Linked DNA regions of Mus musculus: region 2 is linked to region 1. A link is a loop called in an ENCODE intact Hi-C map of the cell type or tissue named here. Cell type or tissue: left cerebral cortex. All regions are shown on one strand. Links, peaks and the distances in the headings refer to the core of each region. The heading gives the core; the rest is flanking DNA.

Region 1 (7,989 bases), core at 986-5,985:
CTATACTCAAGGACAGGCGAGTCCTAGCCCGTGCCCACCCCTGGGGTCAGTTCTTAGCCCCCAACAGGTGAATAGGGCTATAGCTAAGGTCTGATTGGTCAGATGCAAATGGAAATTCTCCCCAAGACCTTCCCCATCTCTGTATCAAACGCAAGTCCTTAGCGTGAGACCGTGAAGGTCCTGGGAGGGTAAAGACTGCGCACAATCTCCTCAGGATTCACACTCGCTCCCTGCTGGGAAATTCCTACTCTGCTCGGGAACCAAGTCTCTGCTTCTCACAATTTCCTCAGACTCCGAGAGTCGCTGCAACTCTCATCAGTTTAGCTTGGTTTCTGCTGACATCATGGGACCCTAGGATAGACGTGTGATTAGGACGCCAGTGACATTGCAACACCGTGGGTCCCCAGGACAGACACTCACTGTGAATAGGTTGGACCTGCGCTTGGACTGCTTCCGGACAGGCGTTGGAGTGTTGGCAGTGGGAGGGACGTCGATCCGAAGCTCTTTCTGGCTGGTGCTTGGGGTCGAAGGAACAGAGGATGAGTAGTCACTTAAACTCCCACCTCCGTTACTTGTCTGTAAAAATTAAAAACAAAAGCAATGCACTGTCAATCAAACAGCATCAAAAACACCCATACAGGGTCACAGCAAGGAAAATGGAAAGTGACATGAAGAAGCTCTCTTATCATGAGACATGGTGTCAGCTCCTTTACCGGACCAGTTTTACTAGCACCGAGTACCGTTGGAAGCAAGAGTTACTTTGAGAAAAGGGAACTCAGGTCTCCATAACGGGGCTTGAAAATTTCTATTTCTTGAGAAAGGGCCTCGTTCTGTTGCCTAGGGTGACCTAAACTCACTATGTAGCCCACACTGGATTTGAACTTGAAGTAATCTTCCTGTCTCGGTCTCTAGACCACTGAGACTACAGGTCAGTACCAATGCAGTGAACTTTGGAGAAAAAAAAAAAGAAAACAAAACCTAGAAAAGAATCACAATATTTCTTTCTCTGAAAAACAAGGCACAGTTAAAAATGGCCTTGTGGTCACTTCACTGTTCCTCCTGGGATGAGGAGGAAAAGGGCTCTCAGAACAACAAGCAGCCACTCTTACATGAACCTCAGAAATCAGAGGACTGTCCTAACTGAAGACACCAATGGTGGAGGGGCTCAGGTGTATCCTGGCCCATCCTAGGGGGTAAATGCACAAGGGCAGCGGCTTTCCGGGCACACTGGGTGTCTGGAATGGGACACTCACTCAAGGACAACTGATCACAAAACAAGGACCAGCAATTCACCAGCTCCTTAATGAGGCTCTGGGTGGATTCCTGTGACAAGTACTTTGCTTCCAAATTAATAATTTAGTGAAGCATTGTTGGGGGATATTACCAGCTTCTACAGGACCTAAAGGAGATGGTGACTGTAGCTGACCACCAGGTCTACGCTTAAGTGTGTTCCTGAGCCGGTAAGATTTACTCACAACTGTTGCCGCCATAAACCTATCAAGAGCAGAGCCAGTGATTTCAATCAACAGCAAAGACAGCAGCACACACCTGGCACCACCCTGTGCCAGCATGCCTCATAACGCAGGCATTGTGCAGAGCGAGAGAACATTAAAGACTGACTCCCATAAAACCCACTTGGCCACAGTAGCTTCTGAAGGAAATGGGAAGTCAATTACAGACATGCTGTTATTTACAAAGTTAAAAAAGAAAAAAAAAGAAAAAAGAGATGGATGACAGCTTTGGCACGGCTGTGCACCCTCCCTGCCCCAAGTCCTCCTTGGCGCCCGCTCACTGCCTCACCTCCCGCATCACCTCCAGTACCTGGCTGATGTGTACCGCGGACACTTGGGCAGAACACACAGACGAGTGGCTTGGAGAGTTGGGTAAGGACTTGCAGGGGCCTATGGATAGCTGCTGCTTCTTCCTTGTGGCAACGATCTTCTGGGCAACTAGTAGACACAGAGACAGGAGACATCAAGGTGAGGCTGCCGGCCGTGTATGAGATGAACAACAGGGACCTCTGATGATCCCTGGATCCTGCCATTTCATCATCTACCAGTTTCATCTGGACACCTGACTAGCAGGATAAATATGACATTTCCCAGGGTGATCATGGCCCACAAACAAGCCCTGGCCAATTGAACCAGAGCACAAGCAAGCCCTAGCCAATCAGGCCAGAGCACAAGCAAGCCTTAGCCAATCAGACCAGAGCACAAGCAAGCCCTAGCCAAATGAACCAGGACACAAGCAAGCCCTGGCCAATGGGATGAGAATTGGAAGCTCGTTTGGCTCTCAGGACCTGTTCTCAGGTGAGAGCTTCTCTTTGTCTCTTTCTTCTTTGTCTTTTTGCTTGTTCTCTTTGAAATGGACAGGTGAGGCTCTGGTGCCAGCAGCCACCAGGACCATTAGGTGTCTTAAGAAAGAAAACCACACCAGTAAGATAGGGTGTAAAACAGACCAGTCCTGACTCCTGGGAGGGCCTCAGCCTGCCTACTTGGACCACACCTCAGGGGACACAAATGTGTAGCAAGAGGTACACGGCCACCACGGATTATCCTCATCACGGAACAGTATGCAGTTATTTGATGTAAGAGTAATCCCCAAAAAGGAAAATCAAACAGAAACCCTTTGAAAGTTTCTGGAAAGAATGACCTGTAACACACTTGTAGAATTATATACTCAAACCAGAGTAATTTCATCAAGGACTCTTTATCCTTTCTTTTTAATTCTAACATACTACCACAGACACTAGAAGTTTATCTTAATCAATACAAATATAAATCCAACCAGCCATAACTTCTCTCAGCAAATAGGCTTGCTGATAAAGCATATTGAATTTAACTGCAAGGAACATCAACGATTAGAAAGCCATTCTCACACCAATAGGTGTCACAGCTCCAGTAGCAACCATGTGGAGGCATTTCTCTGGGGAGGAACTGGGGTCAAGCCTGGAGCTTCCCAGCCCTCGCTCTGCACACACTGCTACAGCTTCAGAGGCACTCTGTCCCTCTAGGACTCATGGTTACAACAAACAGACCACGCGGTGTTCACAGACAATTTCACTTCCAGATGAACACAACTTTAAGCAGAAACTGGTGTGTCCACAGCTCATGGCTTCTATGCAAAGGAATGATAGTGTTAAATGTGACTATGTGGAAATTCAATCTATAAAAAATGGTTCCCAGAGACGAAGCAGCCGCTTCATCAGTCATGGCCCACCTCCAAAAGGCTTCTCATCATCCTGAAAGGATGATATCAATTAATTTATCTTCCCGCCACGTATTGATCATAACCTTCATCAGCTAATCATGTTTAAATTACAGAGGAATTTCGTGGCACTCCGTCATTTCAAAGCCATTGGTGTATTGATCAGGTACCGTTGAAAATGTGTATTAGACAATCTTAAGAAAAATCATTACGTGCACTCGAAAAGAAAAACCTAAGGTCAGTGTCCAAGAACTGCACGCTGTCACATGGAGGTCCTGCAATTTCAACCCCCAAATTAACCCCAACTCTCAAGTGTCCGGTGCTGTGGTCTGGATGTAAACGGCCCTTTCTTGCTCTGATGTTGGAAACTTGATACCCAGCTGGTACTGCTGTTCAGGGAGGTTCGTGAAGAGTTACAAGGTGGAGCCCTGTTGAAGGATATGGATTTTTTTTAGCCTGGTCCCACTTCCTGCTCTCTGTCTTCCTGCAGATGGAACGTGATCAGCCAGCTTCCTGACCGCCAGTCCATCTTCATCTTCTTGCTGCTATGCCTTCCCTGCCATGATGGGCCCTATCCCCTCTGGAACTGTCAGTCAAGATAAACCCCCTCTCCCCCATTTCTCTTTTAGTCAGGCCCTCTGTCACAGCAACAGGAAAGTAACGAATGCACCGGGCGACTAATCATTTGCAAAAGGAGGTTCAGATAACCAACGTTTTGGTTTACTCTCAGCCCGAGATCCACCAACCTGGACCCACGATGAACTTAACCACGGACCTTAGAGGAGAGGCACAAAACAGCTCAATTGTGCACTCTCGACACCTGCGGTGAAGGTCTTCCACGAGGAGGGAAGGTTTAGGAAACTGAGACAAGTATGTCATGGAAACTCATTGTGTGAAACTTCGAATGCAAATCCCTGCCATCCTTCTTAGAAGGCACTGGGAAAATATTCAAGAATAAAGAACACAGCTCAAAGCGAGGCCACAATGGGCGGCATGAAGTGTGGCTGCACACTACAGGTAAAAGCCTCTGCCCCCATGGTGTCTGTCCCTCCAACCTTAATCATCAAAACATAGACTCATAGCATCAAACAGTTGGCAGCAGTTATTTTTACTAATTTTATTTCCTGTTTGACCTACATCCTCATCACTATTATTCTTTAGACCTTCTAACTTACACCAATAAAGGAAAGAAAATGATTTTTAAATTTTTTGTTCTATGATATTGTGAGTGCTTTGTAAAGATAAAACATAAGAGGGCACATCTACTGAATGCCAGACAAGAGGATTCTGGGTAAGGCTGAATCAAATGAGAAAAGGGGAAGATGAAGAAGGGCTGTCCCTGTGTTGTAAGACACCTTGACACCCTTTTTGTCTAAGGGAAAAATGAATATTAACTATGTAGTAACTTCCTGCTAGCAGCCACATATCCACTGATGGCGGCTGCTGCTTCCTGCAGTGTGCACCAAGGAGGAAACAGCTCGCCTGGTGCCTCAGATGAAGCTTTTCCTTAAGTACCGAGAATACTCCATGCAGGAACCATGCAGACGGTTACAGGACCATGACCACCATCAAGGGACTATGTGGGAAACTGAGCAAGTCTGATCCCATCAGGTGACTGCTTGGTCCCTCCCCAATTACCAGTCTACAGCAGGGGCCACAGGGACCAAAGGCAGGCCCTGCCCCCGTGAAAATATTAATTATTGCTGCTACTTGGAATAAAATGCTGTTAGGTTTACAACAATCAGATATAACCCTAGACACCGCTGGCTGGGTGATCTAATTCTCTTTGATTTTGCTAGCACCTTGGCCATTCAACAAACACGGTTACATATCTTACATCATCAGTACACGCATGTAAACGTCTCATGTTTTGTACCAAGTACACAAACACCCAAGCCCAAAATGAACTTCTTTTTTAAATTATTGTTGAGATTTATTATTCATGCTTGGTGGGATTCTACCATGATGGGCTATGCTCCATCTCAAAGTGTCACCTAGGACAAGATGACCATTGCCCTTTACCACAGAATCCCAACACTTCCTCCTTGGGGTACTTGGGGTTCTTTAAAGTTGCTTCCTCTACAATGTAACTTTCTGCCTGGACTTGAACAGGGGTCAAAAGCTTTCTGCCTGGACTTGAATGGGGCGGGGGGTACAATATCCTAATCTGGGTTAATATAATCCTTAAACTGAAACCTATATCCATTCTGCAACTACTAAGAGCTACAGACAGTAATAACAAAACCCAACATGGACTTACTTGCTTCTCCCAAAACTGTACATTTTCTACTTAACATGGAAGCATGAAAAACATTGAGATGGACTGCTCTGCTTGACCCCAGTCAAACAACCCATCTTCTTCCAGACATTACTAGCTCATCCACACAAAAGCATCAGCCACCTTGGTCCTACCAGGAGAGTGAGCCCTCTGCTCACAGCCCTGTGACCATGCTACCGGCTGAAGGCTGAGCATGGTAGGAGAGCTATGACCTCACTCTATCCAGCAGATAAAGAGGTCCCAGTGGAACCTCACTGGTCTTACAGAACCTGAAAGACTGAGGCAGCAGGAAAACTAATTCTAGGCCAGCCTGAACTATATAGATCTGATCTCAAATAAGCCAACAACAACCCCACATATATGAATATAAAAAACAGACAGAGGAGGACAGCAGCTCAGACCATGCCTGGAAGAGTCAGGCAGGACCTCCAGCCCAGCCTACATTGACCCAGGACAGGAGCTGGGGGATCCCCTGCTCTCCAGCCCTTTCTCTGTTTCTAAGGGTACTCGTGTAAATAACTCTGGTGATTTAAATGATATATGTACCCCATAGTCTCAGTCGTTTGACACCTTAGTACCCAGGTGGTGGAGTTGCTTGGGAAAGAGGCTTGGAAGGTGTGCCTTGTTTGAGCACACCTTCAAGCCAGACTCTGAGAGTCTACAAGATTCATGCTGTTCTTTTCTCTTTCTGCTTTGTTGTGCTTGAGGTTCAAGATGTGAGCTCTCAGCTTCCTACTCCAGCTGCCATGCCTGTTGCTGCTTGTCATGACAGAAACATCTCTCTGGAACTGTAAGCCCAAATAAACTCTGCCTTCTATGACTAATATTAATATATATACAGTGACATAAACAAAGGAAGCTTGTTGGCAAGACAACAGTGTGTCAACCAAGCAGAGCATAGCCCCCCCCCCCCCCCCCTCTAGCAGCATCCTTCAAGTCTGTGTCCTTGTCTGTGGCTACCCCCACCCACAACTTCTGACCCCTATACCTTAGGAGCTGATCTGGCTCTGTGACCTCATGTGGTGCTTAGGGTCTCTGGTAGCTGCCTGCAAGTCAGACCACATGTTCCTACATGAGCCCTGGGCAGTTTCTGGTGTAGCTGACTATCCTGTCCAGTCCTTTCTTTTCTAGGCTTCCAAAACACACAAGGTCCTTGGCCTCACCACCCCTCTGCCTGGAACTCAATTCCTTTGTTGGCTTCTCACAAGGTGCTTCCAGGGCTCTGGTCCTCAGGCCTCTCAAAGCTCCAGATTCTCTTTCGGGGAGGAACCTGGACATTCATGCCTTAGTAACCACTCTCAATGCTGATGGCACTCTGTTGAAAGAGCCTGCGAGGCCTTCCTGTGTTCTAAAATGACAGGACCACAGTCAGTCCAACACCTGACTTCACTGTGCTGCCAGCCCAGAACCTCCTCTCTTTCCTCTGCAGTCCTAGCCTCCTGTGCAGCAGCCCCTGGTCCTGCGCAGGAGCAGGAGACACAGAAAACCACTGGCCCAACCACCAGAGATGTTCCCAACCCATCTTCAGTCAACACCCTGACCAAGCCCTCAGCCTCCCATGGCTGATTAGAGATGAAGCCTAAAGGACCCCTAACTGGAGCCCAGGGCCCAAGCTGCAGGGTCATCTTCTCCAAGACAAATCAATTGCGATACTGAGATTAAGACATTGTTCTGAGTAGGTTTTCAATGACTCTGGCCACACAAGCCTTATATGGGTTAAGGGTGGATTTCTGAACTCCTGTGATAGCCCTACCTTAACACAAGTCTTGCCACCTCTTCTAGAACACCCAGAGATCTCAAATCAATTCCCACAAGGTTCTAGAGCAGCAGTTCTCAACCTGTGGGTTGCAACCCTCTTTGCTAAACCTTTCTCTCCAAAACTATTTACATTACAATTCATAGCAGCAGCAAAATTATGACTATGATAGCAATGAAAATTATTTAATAGTTGGGGCTCAACACAACCTGAGGAACTGTATTAAAAGGTCGCAGCGTTAGGGTCTGAGAACCGCTGCCCTAGAGGCTCCAGATGACGACCAAGGAGTGGGAAGAGCAGGAGCTATGAGCTGAGAATGGCACACAGCCCTGCCATCAGTATACATCAGTATACATCAGTATACAGACTAAAGTACTTAAGACCCATGATAAGACCCAAGTGAAGACAGGATTTAAAAGGGAGCTGCTACGGGAAAAACAGTTGCAAATGCTAACCTAGAGTTGGAAGGCCCATTCTCAAGGTACTATTTTAGATAATTAACTATACTAATATTTATATAAAATAATAAAAATAGTATTTTCAATGTTTGTAACAGCTGTGCTTATAAAGGCCAACAGCCACATGATGGACATGAGTTATACTGTACAGTGACTACTTGAGATAGTCTTTCTTTGTAGCCCAGGCTGGCATCTTTTCAGCAATCCTCCTGCCTACATCTCCCAACTTCTGGGGTCACAAATATGCCAATCCACCTTGCCCCAAAAATATTTTAAAAGCTTAGTCGTTT
Region 2 (7,989 bases), core at 982-5,981, 190 kb before region 1:
ACCGGGCTGCCCAACGGCATGTCTACCTCGTCATGATGGAAGGCATCCCCTCAAACCGTAAGTTAAACAAGGTCTTCCCTCTTGAGTACTTTCATTATATCAACAAGAAAAGTAACCGATACACATGCATACCGCATGATTCTGTTTATAGGAATTTTTATAAGCGATGAAATTAACCTGTGCGAATAAACAGTATATGCACAGTTGTCCTGAACAGGGAGGGCGAGGAGGAAGAAACTTCCAGGGATATAGAAAAGGCCATGAAAAGGTAAACGCACGCAGTTGTCAAAACTGACTTGGCAGCACACCTAAGAAGTGTGCAATGCATATGCAAAATTGACCTCAATTTAAAGGTTTATATTAATTTTGTGTTTAGGTGGGTATGGGCATATGTGAGTATAGGTACCTCATGGGCATATGTGCAGTCCAGAAGAGGACATTGGACCCTATGGGGCTGGATTTAAAGGCAGCTGGGAACCACCCAAAGTGGGTGCTGGGAACTGAACTATGATCCTCTGAAAGAGCAGCCTACTCTCCTAACTACTGAGTATCTCTCCATCCCCTCAGTATAACTTAAAAAAAATTTTTTTAATGTAAGTTGCTCTCTTCAGACACACCAGAAGAGGGCATCAGATCCCATTACAGATGGTTGTGAGCCACTTTATGGTTGCTGGGAATTGGACTCAGGACCTCTTAACTACTAGGCCATCTCTCCAGCCCCCTCAATGTAACTTTTAAAAAGATCAGACAGAGGCAGACATAGTGGCATATGCTTTAAATGCCAGCAACCTGGCAGCAGATGCAGGTGGATCTCTGTGAGTTTGAGGTCAGCCTGGTCTACAAAAACAGTTCCAGGATAGCCAGGGCTACGTATAAGAACCCTATCTTAAAATCAAAACCAAAAAAACAAACAATATTCTAGTTGCTCTCAGTGATCCAGTTGTTCATAACTTATTTCAATAATCAAGGATGGTATTCTATTGGAATACTTCAAAAAATGCATTTACATTTCAGGTAATGATCCTGATAGCAAGTAGATCTGTTAGAGGATGGTGGTCAGTTCTGGGGGAGAATGGTTTGGAATCAACTGGGCTAAGGATGGTGTCTGAGGATACAGGACATCCTGAGCTTGGACAGTACATCCAACAGGGCTGCTACAAGTGGATCAAATGTTACTGACACATGCTCCACCACCCTGAGGCCACTCCCTGGAATCTTAGCTGAAACTCTGAGGGAAAAGTCATACTTATTGCAAACTTTCTATTTAGTAGTGGTTGTAACTCTTGCTGGATGATTCTCTGGATATGTGGGGCCAGACTAACATGTGGCAAAGAACAGATAGTCCACAGGCAGGGCTATCGGCATTCTAATCATGCAAACAAAAGCTTACCTCCAGGGTTAAAGCATCTCTCTGCACTTTACCCCTGGGATGCTAGCTGCACAGGTCTGGGGTGCATCTCGAGGGTGTGTGCTTTTTAGATGGTACTGATGCTGCTAAGCCAGTGTACAGACACAGAGCAGAACACCGGTAACATTTTCCATGCACCCAGGAGAGAACACAGAGGCTACCTGTCTCTCTTACTAGCAGCATGCAGGATCCAGGAACAAAGTCCAGCGTACTTTCTAGATAAGAAACTTCATAAATATTGTTTTCTGTTAGCATTAAGTCTGCATGATTAAGTGGGTAGGTATAATGACTAGTTTCATTTTACAAAGGATCAAACACCCTGGCTTTGAAAACCAGAATCATAGAAGATGCTGAACTATGAATCCTCCGGCAGGCTCCACATTTCATCATATAGATACAACAGTGGGTGAAGAGCAGCCTCCACGTTTTTACAAAGGGAGTTGGGTCAGAGACACATGCAGAGGGAGGCCAGGGCAGGAACAGGGTGTAGCCATGTGGAACGCTTAGCCAGCACCTCTGCCGGGTGACCAGTGGCTCACGGTTCTCGGTTAAATTTTCTGCATGAGAACTTAAGATCAGTACCGGCTGTAGAGAATGCAGACTCCTGACTCCTGAGCAGAGGCTTGCCATGTGAGAGCAACCAGAAACAAACGGTTCCTCACTGTTTTTTCTTCCTTTACTGCTGTGAGGCTTTGAGAGTTTATTAGTGGGAAGGCACCGTGGACATATCACCATATAGAAGGAGCTTACTAATGCCCACACCCAGACATAGGACGGACAGCTAAGGACAGAGAAACCAAGTGCAAACCTGGCTGGGCTGAGTCACGGCCACTGCTAACACCACAGTGTCTCTAGCTGCGGTGTGGATGTGATCTCTCCTGAGCTGCAGAGCTGAGAAGGAACAGGTACAGAAGGACTAAGGGCAGCGCCAGGAGTCGGGTTTGCAAACCACAGGCCATAGGGTCTCTGTGCTCAGAAAAAGTAGACAGGGCTCTGGGGACACCGGGGAAGTTCTTCCTCCTGCCCTTCCGTGATGGACACAGGGAGAGGAGCATTTCCTATGTGGAACCACAAAACTGCATTGAAAGACATGAGCCTTTGGAGTATATGGCTGGTGTGTAATTCAAGCCTAAAACAGTTAAAACCTTTCTGTCCCCTTCCTCCACAAGCTCTCCCAAGTGGACAGAGGCTCAACTGGCCGAGGTGCCCGAGAGGCATCCTCCAGCCATGATTGCAAATCTTAACACCCAGAAGCTCCTCAACTGTTTCCATGGATACACTTCGGAGAGGCAACAACACAGATTTCCAACCCAAGATGCTCTCTCTGGCAGCCAGGCTGGCTTCCAGCTCATACTGGCTTCCCACAGCCATCAGACAAATAAGCAGGCTTCTGGGGAGCGGCATAAGAAACCCTGCATACCACCCTGTCCAAAGGCGAATGCCAGTCAGGCATCTTCTGTAAACGGAAACCCTTTATGGTTCCGCTTAGAAGATTCTTCTTCCAACTACCCTTCCCATGATAGGGGCTGGTCTGTTCGGGGCTTGTCAGAAGCTCGCTGTCCAAGCACAAATCTCCTCCAAGCTGCCTGGCCTCGCTCGGCTCTGTGCCTTGTCACTGTAATCTATAGGTATTATTTCTAAGGCACTGTTAATGCACTCCTCATCTGTACATTTTCCTAATTGGCTTAATACTTATAGTGGAATCTTTGGGATCCGGGCCAGTGCTCTAGTAAACTCACGCATATTTAGTAATGTGCTAATGAGGCCCCGTCCAGTCAGGAAGGGCTGCCCCGAGAGTTATGGCACTTTCGGTCGGATTCCAACTTGGCTGCTAAGAGAAGTTGCTAAATATCTTAAGTAAAAGCAGAGGTTCCCCAGGCAGCTGTTGGGTCTGCAGAGCCGTGGATGTATAAACTTTATTGGCAGTAAATGTCACTCCTCTGAGTAGATGCGTGCCCGCAGAGCCTCGGCTCCTTGGGAGTCTGGCCATGCCGGGGCTGGTGCCGGACACACAGGGGACAAGGAGGGTGGCCTTACTCTGTGGTTGGAGCTGGGGCACGGCCGCCGACAGGCACGCGGTGGTGACAGAAATTCACTCTGAGTTGCAATTAGTGGCACTGTCATTTTCGGGGGCTCCTGCCAATTAATTAAGGCTGTCAAACAGAAAAACCACAGCGTTCACATGGTAATTTATATTGGAAGAGACAACCCTCAGGAGCACAGCGGCTTCCTCCACAAACAGATTTCTCCCTCAGAGCACTGAAATAAACACGGGAAAAATAACCGAGATAAAAGATGTGCGTCGCGTGCACGCGTGCGAAGGGGTCTGCGTGGGCAAAGCAGAAAGTTAAACTGCCCTTGTTATAACTGTTAACTCTGGTCGCCAGAGAAGACAGGCTGATTAAAACTCCAAACGAGCCCCCAGCTCCCTGAACCCTCTGCGTCCAGGATGATAGAATCAGAGGAGTTTATTCATGCCATTAAGCCCCAGAGAACTTAATTGAAAGAAGAGCACAGCCCGGACCTTGACAAGCGGGAGGTCACAGTAATTGCTGCCGGACATATTTAACATTAAGATAATCAGGCCATTAATTACCCTTCGGATCATTAAATCAGCCAGTTGCAAAATGAAATTTCTGCCTCTATTACTCACTTGAGAGACCACAGGGGTGGCCTTTAATTTATCAGGGAGCGTGAGCTACAAAGGCTGGGGCTGGGGGAGGGCAACCGGGGAGGGGGCTCCCCCACAGGCACGCTGTGGCAGTGGTGGCCGGGCAGGCATCAATCCGCCATGCTTGGTGATCGTGGCAAATTAACTAGGTAAGATCACCTCCCCGTGCAAAGGCAGAAGCTGGGGTATGTAAATAGATGAGGGCAGACAGGGAGCGCAGAGTGTGCACACCACTTAGGAAGATAATAAAGGGAATCAGCCTTGATTATCAGTGCTAATTTGGACACTGCCGGTAGCTTGTTATGCGTGTTCTGAGTAGCATTTAATTAATTCAATTGCTTGTTAATGAGGGAAGTGACATGTGGGGAGCAGATGCCACCCAACTGCAGATGGACTCTGGTCAGCCCAGCAAAGGCCTTTTTTCCGTCTCCGATCCCCCCCTTCAGTTTTTCTTTCTTTTTTCTTTTTTTTTTAAGAAAGAGAATAGAGAGAAGTGTCCAGCATAGAGGAACACTCAAAAGACACAAAACATTGACCTCAGCAGGCCAAGAACTGTTGAAAAATAATCAGACGAGACAATCCCGGGGCCGCGTGGGCAGTCATGTCCCTGAGGCCACATTTAGAACAGCGCATCTTTATGCCAGAAATTTGAGCCTGAGATTACTATATTGTGATCCTATGATCAAACCTAACAAGACAAAGACGTGGCCAAGTGGGGCTGCTTTTAATATCTCCGAGTCAGCTGCGGGGATCCAATTATTTTCAGTTTGGATACATTTCGCCTTTATCAATATCTCCGTGTGCATAAATAAGATGAAAGTGGCCCTGCAGAATCAAAGGGAAGTGGGACTCCCCTTGCCGGGCGGACTGGTTAGGTCTGGAAGAGTGTGGCCAGTCTTCTCCCACGCAGGTTTCTGATGTGGGCCCTGCTCTTCCTATCGATGGCCACGTTTCTTTATAGGTTAAAGACAGAAGAGGGTTTAGGCAGGGAGATGGAGTTACGTATAACGAGAGAGGGGTGGGGGAGGATGCTCAGAGAATGTGTACTAAACAGGCCAACGGTCCCTTCCAAGAGGCAGCAGAGTGGTAATGGGTGATTTCGGCTGTGCTCGGAGTTTCTCTCGTGAGCTGTTCCTGGAACTGAAAACACGGTCTGGCGGTCCAACTCCCTCCGATCTCCCAGCCCAAGCCAGCAGGTGCCAAGCACCGTGTAAACAGGAGGCTACCTGCACTAAAATGTAAATAGCATGGTCCCTGCTGACCCTCCCGGGGTGGATGCCATCAGGGAGACAAAGATAGGAAGTAGAGTGGGGTCAGCTACAGTGCCAAGCCCCTGGCTTCTGCCTCGTCTGGTAGGAGAACCACCTCCACCGAAGCCAGTATGACGAGCTTCCGTGTGAAAGGGCAGGGCAGAGAAGGGAGACAGGGCAGCACGGTGCGGGCTGGCCCAGGAAACACGACCCCGAGGACAGGTGTCACAGGGGCCTGCAGTTACGTGTGCTACAGACTCCAGAGCTTCATCTTACCTGTGGGAGGGGGTGGGGGAGTGTACCAACAAGAGCACCTGACACCTAGGTGCCAGGTGACCACGCTGTGTTCTGTGCATGGCATAAGCAGTCACTTGACTCATAATTATGGCTTTACCATAATGTGGACATTTTTTTCCCCTTCATCTCAAAGGCTCACCAATGATCTCGGCACTCCCTCCTGTGACAGCCAATTAGTCTCTCTACATTGGAACCCAGACCCCTGCACACCTGGTGGCTCTAGACTCAGCTGGTCCAACTGTCTATAACACAGCTTGACACACAAACATGTGCACTGAGAGTCATACAGCACACCCCCATTCCTAGCCTCAACTCCAGATAATTCTCTCCCCTGTTGCTGCCTCTACTGCCACTAACACCTCCATTTACAATCAATATTTTAAGTGTGTGCTTAAATGGTATCAATAGTGGGGGGGGGCCTGTTCTGATTCCAGCCCAGATGTAGTTAATTGTTGCCACACATCGATCTCCCCTCTAACATGACTTTCTCCAAATCAAACCCCCATTACAGAGGGGTGGAGGGCATCTTCTCCCCTCCTGCGACAATAAATTTAATATCGAATGCACTAGAAAAAAAATGGCAGCTGTTGCAGAATCCATCCAAAAAGATTTTTTTTTCCTCCTTCCTGGGAGTAATTAAAAGATGCTTTCCTTGACTAATGATCCCCCTGTTTAGGAATGGGAAGTCAATACTGCTTCAGCTGTCGTCAGCTCCGATTGATCACGGTGCTCCTCAAGTTTGAACGGCAGTTCTCAGGGCGGCTGAGGATTGCTGGAACCAATTATAGGCTATCCAGAGTTGGCCTAATAGGGGTGTGGGGACGGCAGGCAGAAGGCCAGCCAGCTGTGCCAGGCGCCTGTTCTCCCAGCCTGCCTGTAGCCATGGTTAATGCCGATGCATGGTTATTTCAGGGGACTGGCTGCTTCTTTGCAGAAAGATATCGTGTGTGCTCTTTCTCCACAGTGCTATGTGTGTGTGCCTGCACACAAGAGTGTGTGCATTCATGTAAGCATGTCTAGGCACATGTGTGTATTTTGTGTATTGAGATACGTGTATATGTATGTGTGTTGGGGTGCATGTATGTCTGTGTTAAGTGTGTGTATGTGTGCAGCAGTTTCCATTACATTCTAGAGTCAGATCCATCTCCCGAATCACTTTGAAACAGACCCAGATGCAGCGGGAAAACATCTGGGCCCTCATTTCAAAGAGTGACACTTGGTTTTTCCATGAACTAACACCAACATTTATTAAACTATTTCGTTTTGAGATTAACTTCAGGCCCTCGATGCTTCTACTAACTGGCCTTGAGTCCTCAGTGAGAAGGTAGGAGGGTGGGTGGCATTTTAGACAGGCAGTACCCAGACTAGGTGTCTATTCTCTTGGGGTGAATCCCAGACTGATCCTAGCCAAGACTTCCAGGCTTTTGTTCCTCTTTGGGGGAAGAGTGGGAGGTGGTAAGGAGGCAGGTGGTGGGATCGCTACCGTGCTGTGCATGGGCTGCACTACTTCTCATTTATGATGCTGTCTCTAAGGCTGGGAACCAAGGCAGCCCTTGGCTTGTTCTGGGTTGGCCTTTTTGAATCACCCTGCTGCCAACTTCAGCTTTCCCTGGATGATGAACTGACAGAATGTGGTCAAACACAAACACAGACTACACGAATCCTTCTGACATCAGCTACTCTGGGCTTAAGAGCTTCCCAGAATAAACCCATCTTTGCTTCTTGTTCTGAGGAGAGTCCAGCCCTGTAGGTGGCAACATTGCTGGACACGTGTGCTGTAGGCAGGGCCTTAGCTTAGGCGGTTTTGTCCCCTTACGCCTCTCTCCTGAAAACCAGCCATGCTGTGACCTCCTGGAGCCAATGTCCTCAGCGGGTCCCAACAGGGCCCACCTGCCATGATACTCCTGATCCTTTATTCATTCTTTCTCTTTCGTCCTTCCCCACTCCCTGTTTGGTGATATTTATTGAATTTAACCAGACCCCCCCCCCCAAAAAAAAAACCAACCCAAAATGAAACAAAGCAAACAACTTTCCTGGGATAATTTTACCTAAGGCACAAGTAAGCCTCCAGCTCTCAAGCTTGTCTGAAAGTTCAGAGACTCCACAGTCAGCTGTCAAGGTGCCCCAGCATCACACCACATCGCCACAGCCTCGGGGAGGAGTCCTGACTTGAGCAATGGTAGTGCAGCTGCCCTATTTGTGAGGAGGAGGACCCCCACCCATCTCTAAGCACTCAGGGGAATGCATTTCTGGCATAGTCAGTGCTTGGCAGAGTAGAAAGCTAGAGCCTGGAGTTGAGGGCAGACAGCAGTCAGAACTGTCCACTGCCCACAGAGCAGTCACTCATTCCCTGCTGGGTGCAT

The links. Peaks named below come from ENCODE experiments on the same cell type or tissue, not always from the same donor. Only the 100,000 strongest peaks of a DNase experiment are listed, where the experiment ranks them.
Region 2: it touches region 1 in a loop (2.7-fold over the local background); 3 of 42 quality-filtered maps call a loop at or near these places.

The regions. Positions count from the first base shown.
Region 1 is chr1:89,657,621-89,665,609 of GRCm38, reverse strand. It overlaps Agap1 (ArfGAP with GTPase domain, ankyrin repeat and PH domain 1), which reads right to left. Exons shown (of 18, transcript NM_178119.3): 7 at 1,822-1,949; 8 at 421-576. Among named protein-coding and RNA genes, the nearest start is that of 4933400F21Rik, 22 kb to the left of the region's middle. In left cerebral cortex, for the core only: no CTCF peak of the experiment used is centred there; no DNase peak of the experiment used is centred there.
Region 2 is chr1:89,844,794-89,852,782 of GRCm38, reverse strand. All of the region lies in intron 16 of Agap1 (ArfGAP with GTPase domain, ankyrin repeat and PH domain 1), which reads right to left. Among named protein-coding and RNA genes, the nearest start is that of Gbx2, 82 kb to the left of the region's middle. In left cerebral cortex, for the core only: no CTCF peak of the experiment used is centred there; DNase peaks (open chromatin) are centred at 2,729 and 3,416.